Linked DNA regions of Homo sapiens: region 2 is linked to region 1. A link is an interaction called in ENCODE POLR2A ChIA-PET data of the cell type or tissue named here. Cell type or tissue: PC-9. All regions are shown on one strand. Links, peaks and the distances in the headings refer to the core of each region. The heading gives the core; the rest is flanking DNA.

Region 1 (7,035 bases), core at 1,587-5,586:
TACTAAACCAAAAAAGTAACAAAATGCATGAGATAAAAGTAACAAATGCATAAGATACTTAAGTATTGTATCAAAAAGTGCTTTCACTGACTTTTTCACGTGTCAAAGAGGTTTAAAATGTTCTGTTAATAAGGTGAACCATTTTCTAAAAAGCAATTTACAAAAATTCCATTATTTTCCTTCTCTAAGACACAGATATTTTTAAAAATACATATAAAAATGAAAGCATGCCAATCTTTGTGCAACATTCTGTATCCTAAACAAAAAAACCTCAAGTTTTTTTTCAGGATTTGAAAAAATATATATATCTGGGTCAAAGGCATGGAACAGGCCCTCCTCCCACACTGCATACATGTATGTTTTTTACACTTAACTGTCAACCACAATGATTTTTAAAAAAACCTCTTTCTCTTTATATAATTATAAATGCTTCTACTATAGGACTACTTCAAGGAAGTTCTTTCAAATTATGACTAACACTTTTAATTCTTTTCAATTATATTAAATTAAAAATATACTGAACTTGAGTTCCTAATCTTTCTCAGCATAGGTTTTATATATGGAAATTTTCTCTTATTCTAAGTTAGGAATAATATACAAAGTTACTTTATAGCCTGTATACATATTATCACAACTTTCTACTTCATTGCTAAGGTTCTGTTGCAGTATTCAAATGAGATGGACAACAAGCCACTGCCTTCTGAAGTTCTGGTCAGGAGCAAGGAGTTATTTTAGAGTCTGAAGCTTTAGAGCCCTTTGTGTAAGAAGGATAAAGACGGATCTCTTCAGGCTGTGGGGAGGATAAAACAGGAAGCCTAGTCCAGTGCCTAGCACGTAGCAGCCACCCAGTATTAGTTAACTCTCTTCCTCTCCCCCATCTCCTGAGTCAGAATTCCACGGAAAATGCCATATCCCACTCTGGACTGTACTAACTCAAAGAAATGCATGGGGAGTTGGAAATAACCTTCTTTCACCTATTTTTTTTTCCTTGATAATTCCTCTCTCCCTCCCACCAGCACCATAAACAGTCCATAAGAGTTAAAGGAAACGAAGATAAATGCAGGAAAAGTTTACAGTTGAGGGGAAATGAACTGTACTTCACATGCTTCATTATTTAGCATATTTTTTTGTGCGATTATAAAATTAATAAAGAACTCAGAACTTTATGGATACTATCCCTATTAACACTCACCCCATAGTCAAGACAGTATGAGAGGCCCAAGGCCTTATTCAGTACAGAAAGTGACGTAGAGAAAGATACCACCTCTGGGAAAGACCTGGCAGTTCCTACCAGGGAAACACGTAAACCACAACACAGCCCTGACCTTTGCAACAGGCTGTCTGAACCCCGTGAAGAACCCACCCAGGAGATTCCTTGAGCTAGACTTTCATTCACCACATGGCACATAGTCTTGACCCGGGTGACAGTTCGCTGTCTAATCTGTGTGGCTCAGATGTTGAAAGAAATGTTTGTCTTGTTATGTCAGGAACACAACTGCCGAAAAAAGCAACATAACAACAACAACAACCCCACAACCTGCTTAGGTATATTCCCCACTTCTGTCTGTGGGCAAGCACAGAGATGGGAAGACGTGCAATGCTACCTTTAAAATTACCTCTATTTCTAACTATTTTTTTCTAAAAACTATAGCAAAGTACAGATCACTCAGACTGATGTAGCATCATTGCAAAGGTTCAATTCACAAATGTATTTTCATATATTTCTACCACCCTCGAACAGCATTCTTCGAACTTTACAACACATTCAGCTGACTTCTTTAATGTAAAACGTTAAATGGGGAGGAAGTACAGTGGAGCGAGACTCAGGGACCTCAAAAGACCTGGGTTCTAGCCCTACTACTTAATTAACAGTCATGTGGCCTAAACAAATTATTAAGCTTGTCTGGGGCTGAGTTTCCTCATCCAAAAAAAGAGATAGTATCAATTGTCCTATTTTTCACAAAATTATTATTTGGAATAAATGAAATAATGTGTCAAAGAGGCTGGAACAGCATCAGTACTGTATGAATATTAAGATGCAGGCAAAAAATACTCCTCCCTGAGATAATACTACTACCATTGTTTAAATATCAATACATGAAATCATCAACCTTTCTGATCACATTTAAAACAAAAATTTAAAAATTCAAGCTTCCCACTACAGCAAATCCTTACTTTGAGACACATTAATTACATGACAATAAGAAAAACTGAAAATATAATTCTTATTGCAATGTTCCCATACAAATTTTTCTGGTCATTAGATGCAACATTTATTTTGATATGGGTAAATAAGAGAAAGCTCAAAACATACATCAGAACTCTTAATTTTCATTTATCAGACTTATTAAAATATCTGCTTTATTTATGAAATGTCCTTGACACTAAACAGAATGGGAAAATCCTATCTGAATGTTCACATTTTAAGAAATAAAGTGTAGAACAGATAAATAATGAGGAATAAACAAAATGTATCTCAAAAATACAGATATTATTTAGTGAAAAGCAGAGGCTTGGGGAGGAGACATAACTATCAAATGATGGAACAGGGCTAGCTTTTGGGCTTGAATGCCTCCTATTAATGCAAAAGCATCCATTTTCACTGTTGTACTTATTCTATCTCAATATACCATCAAACTCTAAACCAAATTAAAGAAATAATTATTGTATTCCTTCTTCCCTTTGGCAGCCAAGCAACAGAATCTGAAGTTTTCTACAAAAGAAAATAATTTTTCTTCACTATTTTATGGAGAGACCAGACTAAAGTCCATGATCAAAACAGGAAAAGTAAAACCTTAAAAATAATGCTCTGAGCACTCTGCAATTTTGCTGCCTAAAATAGAACCCATAGAGTCCATGCCACCAAATGAAAATTATAAGTTTGTAAGCATGAAGTCAAATTATAAAGTAAAAGATTTAAAATGTTTTAATGGTGATGATAAATGGGAGGAAAGACTTATCTTCATTGGTAGGTGTTTGCTGTTTATTTGCTATTATTTGTTCAATGATACTGCTTTTGAATGAATACCCAAAATAATTTGAACATGAATTTGAATATAAGAAGGATAAAACTTTACTAATAAATTCTGGGGGCATGTTTTGTTAAACAGAACACTCCCATCTCTCAATTTAAGAAGTTAATCATAGCTTTTGAGAGATAATGCTTTTGACTGAAAGTTTTAGAGCATGAACTCTTTAAAAATTAGCTTAGCCAAGCCCACTAATTTCTAACACTGAAAAGAACACTGAAGACTTTTGTGATGTTTAAATATAATTTTTAAAAATATATTTTGAAATGTATAATTCAACATTTTTAAGTCTCCAAAGAAACTATTTCAATATAACGCTTCTTCTAATGAAGTTTACTCACTGAGAGCACTTGTGTTATGCAAAATACCATATTGCTTTTCAAAGTATAGAATTTCTAAATGGAAGTGCATATTCAAATCTTGAATTTTCTGACACTTAAAAAAATGGCTTATAACATCATCAAAGCCTTCACAGAATCTTTTGTGACAGGGGATAGCCAAGTGAAAAGGAAGGAGGGAAGATGCTGCACTGATGGTCCTTTCAGTAGCATGCTCACTGTAAAACCTACTCCAGGTACCTGTGACTTGGCTTTCACAAGGTTAACCACCTACAAGAGTTATTCATCACTCAAGGCAAATATCACTGCACTGGATTCCCTTTGCCACAGGTTTCAATCACCAAGCAACTTTCTTGAGCCTTGTCAAGACTGAATTCCAGAGCAACTGTTGTTCAATTAAAGATCTCCTGCTGCCTCTTCATACCATCTACCTGAAACTGTCCCCAACAAAAAACATATACACACACTTGCACATACACCACTGAAACAGAGAGAGGAAACATTTAGCTCAAATAATATCCTCTAACAATTCTGACCAATTGCTCATCTACTTTTGAGGGTTTCATAGAGGACTTGGAAGAGTGATTCAGCTACAGACAGCAAATATTTAGAAAAGCTTGAAAGTATCAAATATATAAACAGTTCCTGTAGAAATCTGGTTTTCATAGCTTTTCTGACTTTTAATAAATGTGCCTAAGTCACTATCCTTTTATGCATAATTCAAAATCATTTACATTTCCTCAACACAGTACTTGAAAATCTGGAGCAACCTCCACACATTAAAAAAACACAAAAACCATGTGTTTACTCAAAATAATTGTGAAATGATAATTCTGATATGCAATTTGTTCTAAATCTTCTTTTAAAAATATTTTAAAAGTTAAATGCTTTTTCTCTTAAAGAAAACATATTGCACTTTAGATCATCAAGTATAAAAGGCTTTGTACAAATATTACTAATATCCTCTCATCTTCTGTCTACCAAACGATAATCTCAGGTTAACATAATAAAAAACAAAATGCTTAGAACATCTCTTACTGGTCATCTTATACCTGGCCATAAGTATAAGGAAACACATGAAAAGCACCATTTGACAGCTGCACTACATATCACAAATCACCTTTTGGAATTAATGTTTAGGTGTTTAGCCATTAAACAGTTTTATAAATTGTTATATTACAATTTAAAATTTTTATGTATTTGGTGAATTGAAAAAAAGCAAGCAAACCATAAAATCTATTTTGATGTATAAATCTCATTGGTTTCTAATATTTAATTAAATGATTTAAAAGCATCAAATAACCAGTCTTTTAAAAATGTAAACTAGAATTTTTAACCAATATCACCAAGTTCACTTTTTTCTGTATTGCTTCTATTTTAACTCTAATACTTATCTCTTTGAGGTTACAATATGCAACTCTCTAGGGTATTACCTAGCACCATGTGAAAAAATTACTAACTTTTTTTTTTCCTGGGAAACTAAAAGTTTAACTCCAAAGCCAAATCAAAAGTAACCTTACAGTTTAATATATATTCTGTGTTAATATATGTTATATCTACACATGGAATCTATGTAAGTAAATGCAGGTATTAATTTCTAAGTCAACAAATTCTTGAAGTAGGAAGGTACCACACAATTTTAACCTAATAAAAGTCATTTCTGTTTCTAGAAAATTAAAAATTGATGCAGCAAAAGACTGCAGCAGGGAGGGCCTGAGATTGGATGTTTTTTTCTTCTTTTTGGTATTTAATTCAACCATACACAATGTAGTACATACAAGCAAAATACAATTGAGATACTGTTTTCTTTAACATTCCTATAGGAGACCAAATTCATTTGCATTGGAGTGAACACAATTACTGATTTTTAACTCATGAAAGACAAATTCATAGCTTTTTCCTACACTATCTCATACTATTCACACCATCTCAGTGAAAGAATGTCTAGAACCACTTAGTTACTTCCTAGAGGTGGGCAGAAACTGCATTTTTCAAAGTTTTGTTTCTCACAGAATCATTCAACTTGAGGTACAAAAGCACATTCAAGTTAGCATGTCTTAGTTCAAAACAAGGCATGCAGTATGTGTGTGTGTGTATGTGTATATATACACATACACACACACACACACACACACACACACACACACACACATAATTTTTAAGTTAACCTTCAACAACACCAAAAATGAAATTTCTGTCAAGGAAGTTTCCAAAACTTTTAACAGCATTTTAAAGCTTACCAGTTTTTTCCTCTTTAATAAACATTTGACCATATGTACTACCAAGAAATATTAATAGAGAAAAAAAGATTCAAACACTTTTATTCAACAGAGCCTGAAACCAACTTACAAAGAGAAATAAATGCTTTATGTGCGGTTGACATTAGAATAATTTGCATTTAATAAGAATAAAACATACGCTGCAAAAAGAAAAGAGTTTTCTATTTCTAAGTGACCCTGAGAAAATAATGGCATCTAGTCTATTATGCTATTATAAAATGATGCCAGAATATTTAACAAAAGATACAACTGGTAAGCAAATGGCATGCCAATAATTTCATAAGATAAAAACATCTCCTCCCAAACTATCATTAACCTTAAAAAATCTATTTGAGATACAGATAATCAAACTAATTCTTGAGAAATCAAAGAAATCACTACAATACAAAGAAAATGCACTCAATTGTTGAATGATTTTTAAGTAAGCAAGCAATGAGGATGAACTATTTTCTTCCCATTTTCATTTCAACTAACACAAAAACCACATATAGAATTGACTTAACACTGCCAAATTTACTTCTAACTTGTTAATATTCACAGAAATGCAACACAAGAACACCAAAATAGTCTCCATATAACATAAAAGCTTTGGTTTCAAATGTCACAGTACCCTGGATTTAGAAAGCCATCAACGTGGTAGTGTCCAGGACATGAGAACATACAGCTGCTTCATCCCTGAAGTCTGATCTCAGTACACAATACCGGTCATTAGCTATCTCTCCCTTAGCCTGCAGTACAAGTAGCTAATTTCTGCATTTAAACTAATAAAGGAAAGGAAAAAAAAATTAAAACCATCCAATCAGAAATGATGTAACTCCTCTAGAGCAGCAGCTTATGCATACATTTGGAATGTTAAACATTTTCAGTGTAGTGAATCATACACAGCGCATTTTAATCTACCTCCTGGGTATTTCACATCGCCCACATGTTCAAAGAAATCATCAACTAATAGGGCTGTATAAATCCTAGATTGCTCTTTATTTAACTTATACTAAAAACTGGGGACATGCCTTCAATTCTGAACTCTTAAACAGAACAAAATTACTTAAATGACACTCCGGCTAACAGCAAATAATCTGCATTTTGAAAGAAAAAAGATAAAAAGTAGTACATTTGTGAGAAGTTTTAGGAGCTGTTAATAACTTTAGATAAACCAGTATTTCACATATACCACAAAATTAAATAATGCACACTGCAACATGAAATGAGACACCAACTAAGATAAAATTCTAGTAATTTTTTTTTTTACTAATTATAACCCCCAAAAGTATTCACAACCGCAAACAGCCAACAGAATTAGACATTTATAGAAACATACTGTATCAAATACTTGGGGTAGTTATTTCACTGTTCAATATATTCATTCTGCAAATTTTCAAGTGTTGTGAG
Region 2 (7,035 bases), core at 2,026-6,025, 1.1 Mb before region 1:
ATGTATTTTTCAGTCTTTTATTTCATGACTTCTTGATTTTTGAATCAGAAAGGTCTTCACTGCTCCAAGATTATAAAAGAGTTCTATTATTATTCTGGCAATTTTATGGTTTTATTTTCCACATTTATATCTCTGGTCCAGCTGAAATTTATCCTGGCGTACTGTGAGAAATATTGATCCAGCTTCTATCTTTTTCCAGTTAGCCAAATACGATTTATTTAAAAATCTATCTTTGTCTCACTGATTTGATATTTTTCAAAGACCAAATTCTCATATTTCCTTGGGTCTGTTTCTGTGCTTTCTAGTCTGTTCCATCGGTCTGTCTATACAGCACCATTTTTGATAGCTATATAGTATTGCTTTTTATGTGTAGCATAATTTATTTGACTAATTTATTTTTGTTAAACTTTCAGGTTGCTTCCGGTTTTTCAATATTCCAAACAGTGTATCAGTGAATAAAATCCTTGCACATATGCATTTGTGTGTATAGTGAATCAATCCTGTCCTTTCCATTTTTATACATGGAATTTCTGGGTCAAAGATATGTGCCTTCTTAGGCTTTTTTCATACATATTGCCAAAATGCCTTTATACCAGTTTACACCCCCTCCAACCGTGAGTGAGTGCAAATTCCCCCACCCGCGCCAGCTCTTCAGTATGATAATTCTTTTTAATCATTGCCAATCTGATCAGCAAAAAAAGGTCTCTTATTGCCGTTTTAATTTTCTTTCCTTTGAATGTTAGTGAGGCTGAATATTGTTTCAATTTATGGTGGGTTTTGATGTACAGAAGTTTTTGATTTTTTTTGTAGTCAAATCTATTAATCTTTTCCTCTATGGTTTCTACTTTTGTTGACATGTTTAGAAAGTCCTTCCCCATCCTAAGATTATAAAATATTCACTCATATTTTCTTCTAGTACCTTTATGATTTCATTTCCTTCTTTATCCATCTGGTATTCATTTTGACAAATGGCGTGAGCTGGGAAATAACGTGTATTATTTATTTATTTATTTATTTCCCAGATGGGTACTCAATTCTTTCATCACTGTTAAAAAGCACGTATTTGTGTGTGTGTGTGTGTGTGTGTGTGTGTGTGTGTGTGTGTAACTATTCCTAAAGTGAACATCTTGAACAGCTGGACACTGAAGGTAACGCAGCTCTAGACTTTGGGTCATCATTAGAAATACCAGCTTAACAGGCAGAAATATCAGCTTAACAGGCAGATGTGGCACTTTCTAACAGATGTGAGCTTTTGAATCAAACGGATTGACATTTGACATTCAAATCCAGCTTTGCAGCTCACTGCTGGTGCAACTTTGAGCAAACCAAGGATCCTCCCTGTGTCTTGGTATCTTCACCTATAAAATGGGATAATAATACTTACAGGGCTGTAATGAGAATTAAATGAGCTAACGTTTGTAGCAACTGTCTACACACGCCTTTCACATCACGGACAGTCAATATTTATCACTTGCCCTTCACACTGCAGCCATCATGCTCCCTCCTCCCCATCAAGTGAGCCCTCAGGCCTTGACTGTAAATAGGATATGCTGGAGTGGGGAGAGGTTGGATGCTGTGCTTGCTTTTTATAGGTTTTCTATCTTTACCCTGTGATCAGACTTCCATGTGTTCTGTCTTGCTGCTTTTAGTGTCTTTTCATTAACAGCCTTTCTCTCCCCTTCTAAAAGCACTGCTTTTAATCTTATAACAGCTAGAAAACCAGACAACAGGATTGTTCGAAGTATATATAAATTAAGAGTAACTGGGATCTGAGTGAGAGCCTGAGGGCCTCTCCTATTGTATAACGTGGTGGTTCTCATCTCTGGCTGTACATTAGAATCACCTGGGGAGCTTTGAAAACATATCCATGCCTGGGTCCTACTCCAGATCAATTAAATCAGAACCTCTGGTGGTGGGGTCCAGGCATGGGGGTGTTTAAAAACTCCGCGGGTGATTCTAAAGTGCACGCAGGGCTGAGAACCATTGCTCGCGCGCACAGGCTTTGTGAGATCCACATTTACTACTGAGAGGTTTTTCCCTCTGGTTCTCTCCCAAAGTGTGCCCCAAGTTGGGGTAGCAGCTCTGTGGAGCCAAAGGCCAGATGGTGGAGGTGTCAGCGATGTTTAGGCTGCTGCTGTGCTTGCTAAAGTGAGCGGCCCCAACACTCAGGTCTGTGTAAGAGCACGTTCCTCAGGGCTTTCGGAGATGATGTCAGTTTCTCTTTAAGATGGAGCTGTTTTAGTCCCCGTCCTGATGCAGCTTCCCCTGCCTCTAGGGGCTTCCTGGGACCATGCTGACTTTGACTCCTGAGGAGAGTGGAAGATAATGAGAAATAAATCTTGAGAAAACACCTTTAGTTTTTATTTCTATTTTGTTTATTTGCGTATTTGTTCTCTTTTTCTCTTGGCTCCTTCTCTGTCCTCAAAAACGTATGTAGGTGATATAGTTTGGCTGTGTCCCCACCCAAATCTCAACTTGAATTGTGGCTCCCATAATTCCCATGTGTTGTGGGAGGAACCCAGTGGGAGATAACTGAATCATGGGGGAGGTTTCCCCCATACGGGTCTCATGGTAGTGAATCAGTCTCATGAGATCTGATGCTTTTATAAGGGGTTTCCTCTTCCATTTGGCTCTCATTCTCTCTTGCCTGCCACCACGTAAGATGTGCCTTTTACCTTCCGCCATGACTGTGAGGCCTCCCCAGCTATATGGAACTGTGAGTCTCTTTTTCTTTATACATTACCCAGTCTCAGGTATGTCTTTATTATCAGGGTGAAAATGGACTGATACAGTAGGTGACATGTGTCCAGCCTGCTTGGTTCCCAACTTTGCTGGATCCATTCTATCTGTGGACGGAGCCACTATCTCTGAAAGGTACACTTACCCCCATCAACTATTGGTGGGCCCACTTTGTCTCCTGGCAAATAGATACAAAATGTGCTCCCTGCAGCCTACAAATTGGGCACCAACATCACAGCTCCTTGCTACCAAGTCAGCCTTCATGCTATTCTCAAATTCTAATAACCTGCCAGGGGGCTTAGCCCATGGGCTTGAGACCCCTTCCTGGTGTCTTACCTGGTTCATCTAAAACTAGGGCCTCCCTGGCTCCACCAGATCCTGTGGAGGAAAAGTCGCCACCTTTTCTAATGAATTAAAGCCCATTCCTGCAAGCTTAGCAATAAAGGGAGAGTCTCTGTGTGGAGAGGAGTGACTAGAATTTCCCCTTGAGATTTCTCACCCATCATCCCCACCCTTCAACACACACAGGGTAGCTGAGACCAGGCTGGATTCCTCAGACCAGCCTTTACCACAGGTTGGGGAGAACAACAGAAATAAACAGAGAGAGTAACATGAGCCTATAAAATCTGGTTTACAAGATACGACTTGATTGTGAGGGCTCAGGGCCTGCCTTCACCAGTGTGGGGGCTGCCTCCGCGTGGTCAGTGCCATGGCACCAGCCCTGGCCTCGGGGCAGAAGCTGGGACAGCTGTGCTCTTGAAAGTTCAGATGGACCCACTAAATAAAGAATGAAGCTGAGAAGGAAATGAGAGTTCCCCTTGGGTCTGGTGCCACCATCTGAATCCCAGAGTTCTGTTTGAGGATCTGTCTCTTCCTGGGATGATTAGAAATGATTGCTCCTTTTGGTGGTAAATAAACCTCAGATTCAAGTGAGGTTTTTTGATCATTAAGGCTGCATCAAGAAGGAATGGGGTGGGCAAACACTAGCTTACTACCTCACCCCAGTGCCTTGACCAGTCTTGCTAGAAGTGCGGTTTTATATCCGCAAAAGACAGTGGCTTTTCTTTAGATACATTCAGTTGAGAGGCGAAATGTTACAACCTTGTGAAATACTCTGTGATGTTCACAGTGGAGCAAGAGGTGAGCAAACTGAGGGTTATTTGCAAAGAATGCTGATGATATTCTTTTCAAAGAGCTCCCAATAATCGTCCAGGGAAGAAAAATACAAGGGTGTATCAGTTTGGAGAGACTTTTTTTTTTTTTTTAACTTGGAAGTCTGTGCGACAGCTCTGTCTGTTTTGGTGCTGATTTCTTCTTCACTCTCTTCAGGAGAGATCTCATCCGCTGTCCACTGGGGAATGGCCTTGCCCTATGGCCCCTACCAAACAAAAACGTAGCAGAACACAGCAAAACAGCAGAGTCGGAATGTGAAGTGCTGATAGAGTTCCCTAACGCTGACTGTCTGCTCTGCATTTCTGGAGATTGTATGCCTGTCATCCTGCATTCCTTGGTAGGCTACCTATTGGATAACCCCATAAACTCTGGCCCACTAATCGTCAATGGGGATAGTGCTGCCCCCTAGAGGCACTTTAGAAACGTGTGGTGTTTGTTACATTGGTTGGGGGCACTACTGAGGTGGAGTCAGAGGGCAGCCAGACTCCCTGCCCTAGGCAAGGCAGTCTTGTATGATGAAGATTTCTCCCGCACGTCTCCTGACATTTGAATGCCCCACCAGATACTCATGTAGGTAGAAAACCTCTTCATATTGGTCTGAGCCTAGAACCTAATTCTAATTTGTATATAAACACAAAGTACTTTTGTACAATTTTGTTTATTTATTTATTTATTTTTTGAGACAGAGACTCGCTGTCGCCCAGGCTGGAGTGCAGTGGCATGATCTCTGGTCACCTCAACCTCCACCTGCTGGGTTCAAGCCATTCTCCTGCCTCAGCCTCCCTAGTAGCTGGGATTACATATGCCTGCCACCACGCCCAGCTAATTTTTTTGTATTTTTGTTTCACCATGTTGGCCAGGCTGGCCTTGAACTCCTGACCTTAAGTGATCCGCCCGACTGGGCCTCCCAAAGTGCTGGGATTATAGGTGTGAGCCACCGCGCCCGGCCCTGTGGTAAAATTTTAATATTCACTGAATTTTTAATGAATGCTACCATCATATAAATGGAAAGAACACTGTATTTTATCTTTCCCAGGAGTTGTTTACCATTTCAGAAAACCACAATACCAACAGTAATATGTTCATAGTATTTGAGTTGTCAAAACAACACACCTCTATTCATCTGCATTTATAAATGAGTAATGATTCTACATATCTGTATGACTGTATAATACTTATTTAGTCTTGTTTCAGAACACCAAATATAAAGAAGTACCCATAATGTTCCAGTAAATATTATTTTACCTCTCTTACATTCAAACTCATTTATTACAAATAAGTGCAATCCTTTGACTACATTATCTCTTCTAGTGTAGTTATGCCCAGGCATTTCTAGATCACAATGTGTATTCGTTTATTCTGAGTTATTTTCCTTTTTGTTCATTATCTTATAGTTAGGGTGGTATATTGATTTTCTAAAAAATATCTGCATAGGTGGGTTGTATCATCTATAAATTTCATTTCGGAATAGTCAAGGTGGACTTACAAAATATTTGATGTAAAAACGGGAGCACTGGGTCTGATAGGGTTTGGGACCCACTGCTCTAGGTGACCTCATGGAGAATATTTGATTTTATCTCATTTTCACAGCAAATTCATTTCACTAGGTCCTATTATGATCACCATTCTGCATTGGAGGAAGCCGAGTAACAGAGACATGAGGTAACTTGCCTAAGGCCACATATCTAGAAAAGCGGGGAGCTAGAGCTCTAGAGCCCTCTTGCTATACCAGTTCACTATTCCACCTTCCACCCACCATGTCTGCCCAATCTTCCATGATTTGTCCAGGTGCCGCAGGGCCTTTCTACCTGGAAGCCCACCCTCTGCCCCTGTTAGCCTTCCTTTTTTTTTTTTTTTTTTTTGATGGACTCTCACTCTGTTGCCCGGGCTGGAGTACAGTGGCGCAATCTCGGCTCACTGCAACTTCTGCCTTCCAGGTTCAAGTGATTCTCCTACCTCAGCCTCCTAAGTAGCTGGGATTACAGGCACGCGTCACCACACCCGGCTAATTTTTGTATTTTTAGTAGAGAAGGGGTTTCGCCCTGTTGGCCAGCCTGGTCTTGAACTCCTGACCTCGGGTGATCCGCCCGCCTCGGCCTCCCGAAGTGGTGGGATTACAGGCGTGAGCCACTGCGCCCGGCCCCTGCTAGGCTTCTTGCAGGGTCCACTGGGGACACTGACTGGAAGGAAAAAAATGACTTTTCCCTTTTGGATAGAATTTTAACAGAATAAATAAAAGGGAAGAATTTTGCAAAGAGCAGATCCCCATAAATTTTGCTGAAAGAATGAATGAATGATTTGGTAACGTATCGGGGAGAGTACTGCTGGGTCCTTTGGAAGAGCCCCTGGGCTTTTAATAATTGATTTCAGCAAACTTATGTGAGTTTCCCTGGGGTTGATGCCGGGGTTCGCAGGGCTCTCAGCTCAAGGACAAGGAGGAACACTTCCACTGTGTCCCCGCAGGCTGAGGGAGGCTGTTCACTCCTTTTCCTCAGGAAGCCCAGCTGTTGAAACCGATCAGCACATCTCCCTTGCCCTCTCCCCATGCACACGGACATGGTTTTCATGTCCTGGAGTTGGGGGTCTTTTTTATTGTATTATTTTTATTATTTTTTATTTTTTTATTTTTTCTGAGACAGTGTCTTGCTCTGTCACCCAGGTTGGAGTGCAGTGGTGCGATCTCGGCTCACTGCAAGCTCCTCCTCCCGGGTTCATGCCATTCTCCTGCCTCAGCCTCCCGAGTAGCTGGGACTACAGGTGCCCACCACCACATCTGGCTAATTTTTTGTATTTTTAGTAGAGATGGGGTTTCACCGTGTTATCCAGGATGGTCTCGATCTCCTGACCTCATGATCCGCCTGCCTCGGCCTCCCAAAGTGCTGGGATTACAGGTGTGAGCCACCGCTCCCGGCGGGGGTCTTCTTCAAATAACAGCCTTTCCTCTGGCCCTTTGGTCTGTGATCTGACTGACCCCCTGTGTCCTGGTCTGAGGAACACCAGCTCCTACAACTGACAACCACAAAGGGATGCTGCACTTTTTCCCCGTGGGTCTCTGGCAGGGTCTCACTCTGAGCTACAACTTTTTCTTTCCTTCACTCAGCAAATGTTTTCTGAAGGCCTGCT

What was found. Peaks named below come from ENCODE experiments on the same cell type or tissue, not always from the same donor. Only the 100,000 strongest peaks of a DNase experiment are listed, where the experiment ranks them.
Region 2: POLR2A ChIA-PET joins it to region 1 with 9 read pairs; 2 of 35 experiments call an interaction of 5 or more read pairs at or near these places.

What each region holds. Positions count from the first base shown.
Region 1 is chr3:185,814,756-185,821,790 of GRCh38, forward strand. All of the region lies in intron 2 of IGF2BP2 (insulin like growth factor 2 mRNA binding protein 2), which reads right to left. Among named protein-coding and RNA genes, the nearest start is that of IGF2BP2, 6.8 kb to the right of the region's middle. In PC-9, for the core only: no CTCF peak of the experiment used is centred there; a DNase peak (open chromatin) is centred at 3,660; H3K4me3 peaks cover 850 bases; H3K27ac peaks cover 1,676 bases.
Region 2 is chr3:184,723,332-184,730,366 of GRCh38, forward strand. All of the region lies in intron 2 of LOC107986163 (a long non-coding RNA gene), which reads left to right. Among named protein-coding and RNA genes, the nearest start is that of MAGEF1, 15 kb to the left of the region's middle. In PC-9, for the core only: CTCF peaks have their summits at 4,338 (motif pointing left) and 4,538; a DNase peak (open chromatin) is centred at 4,280.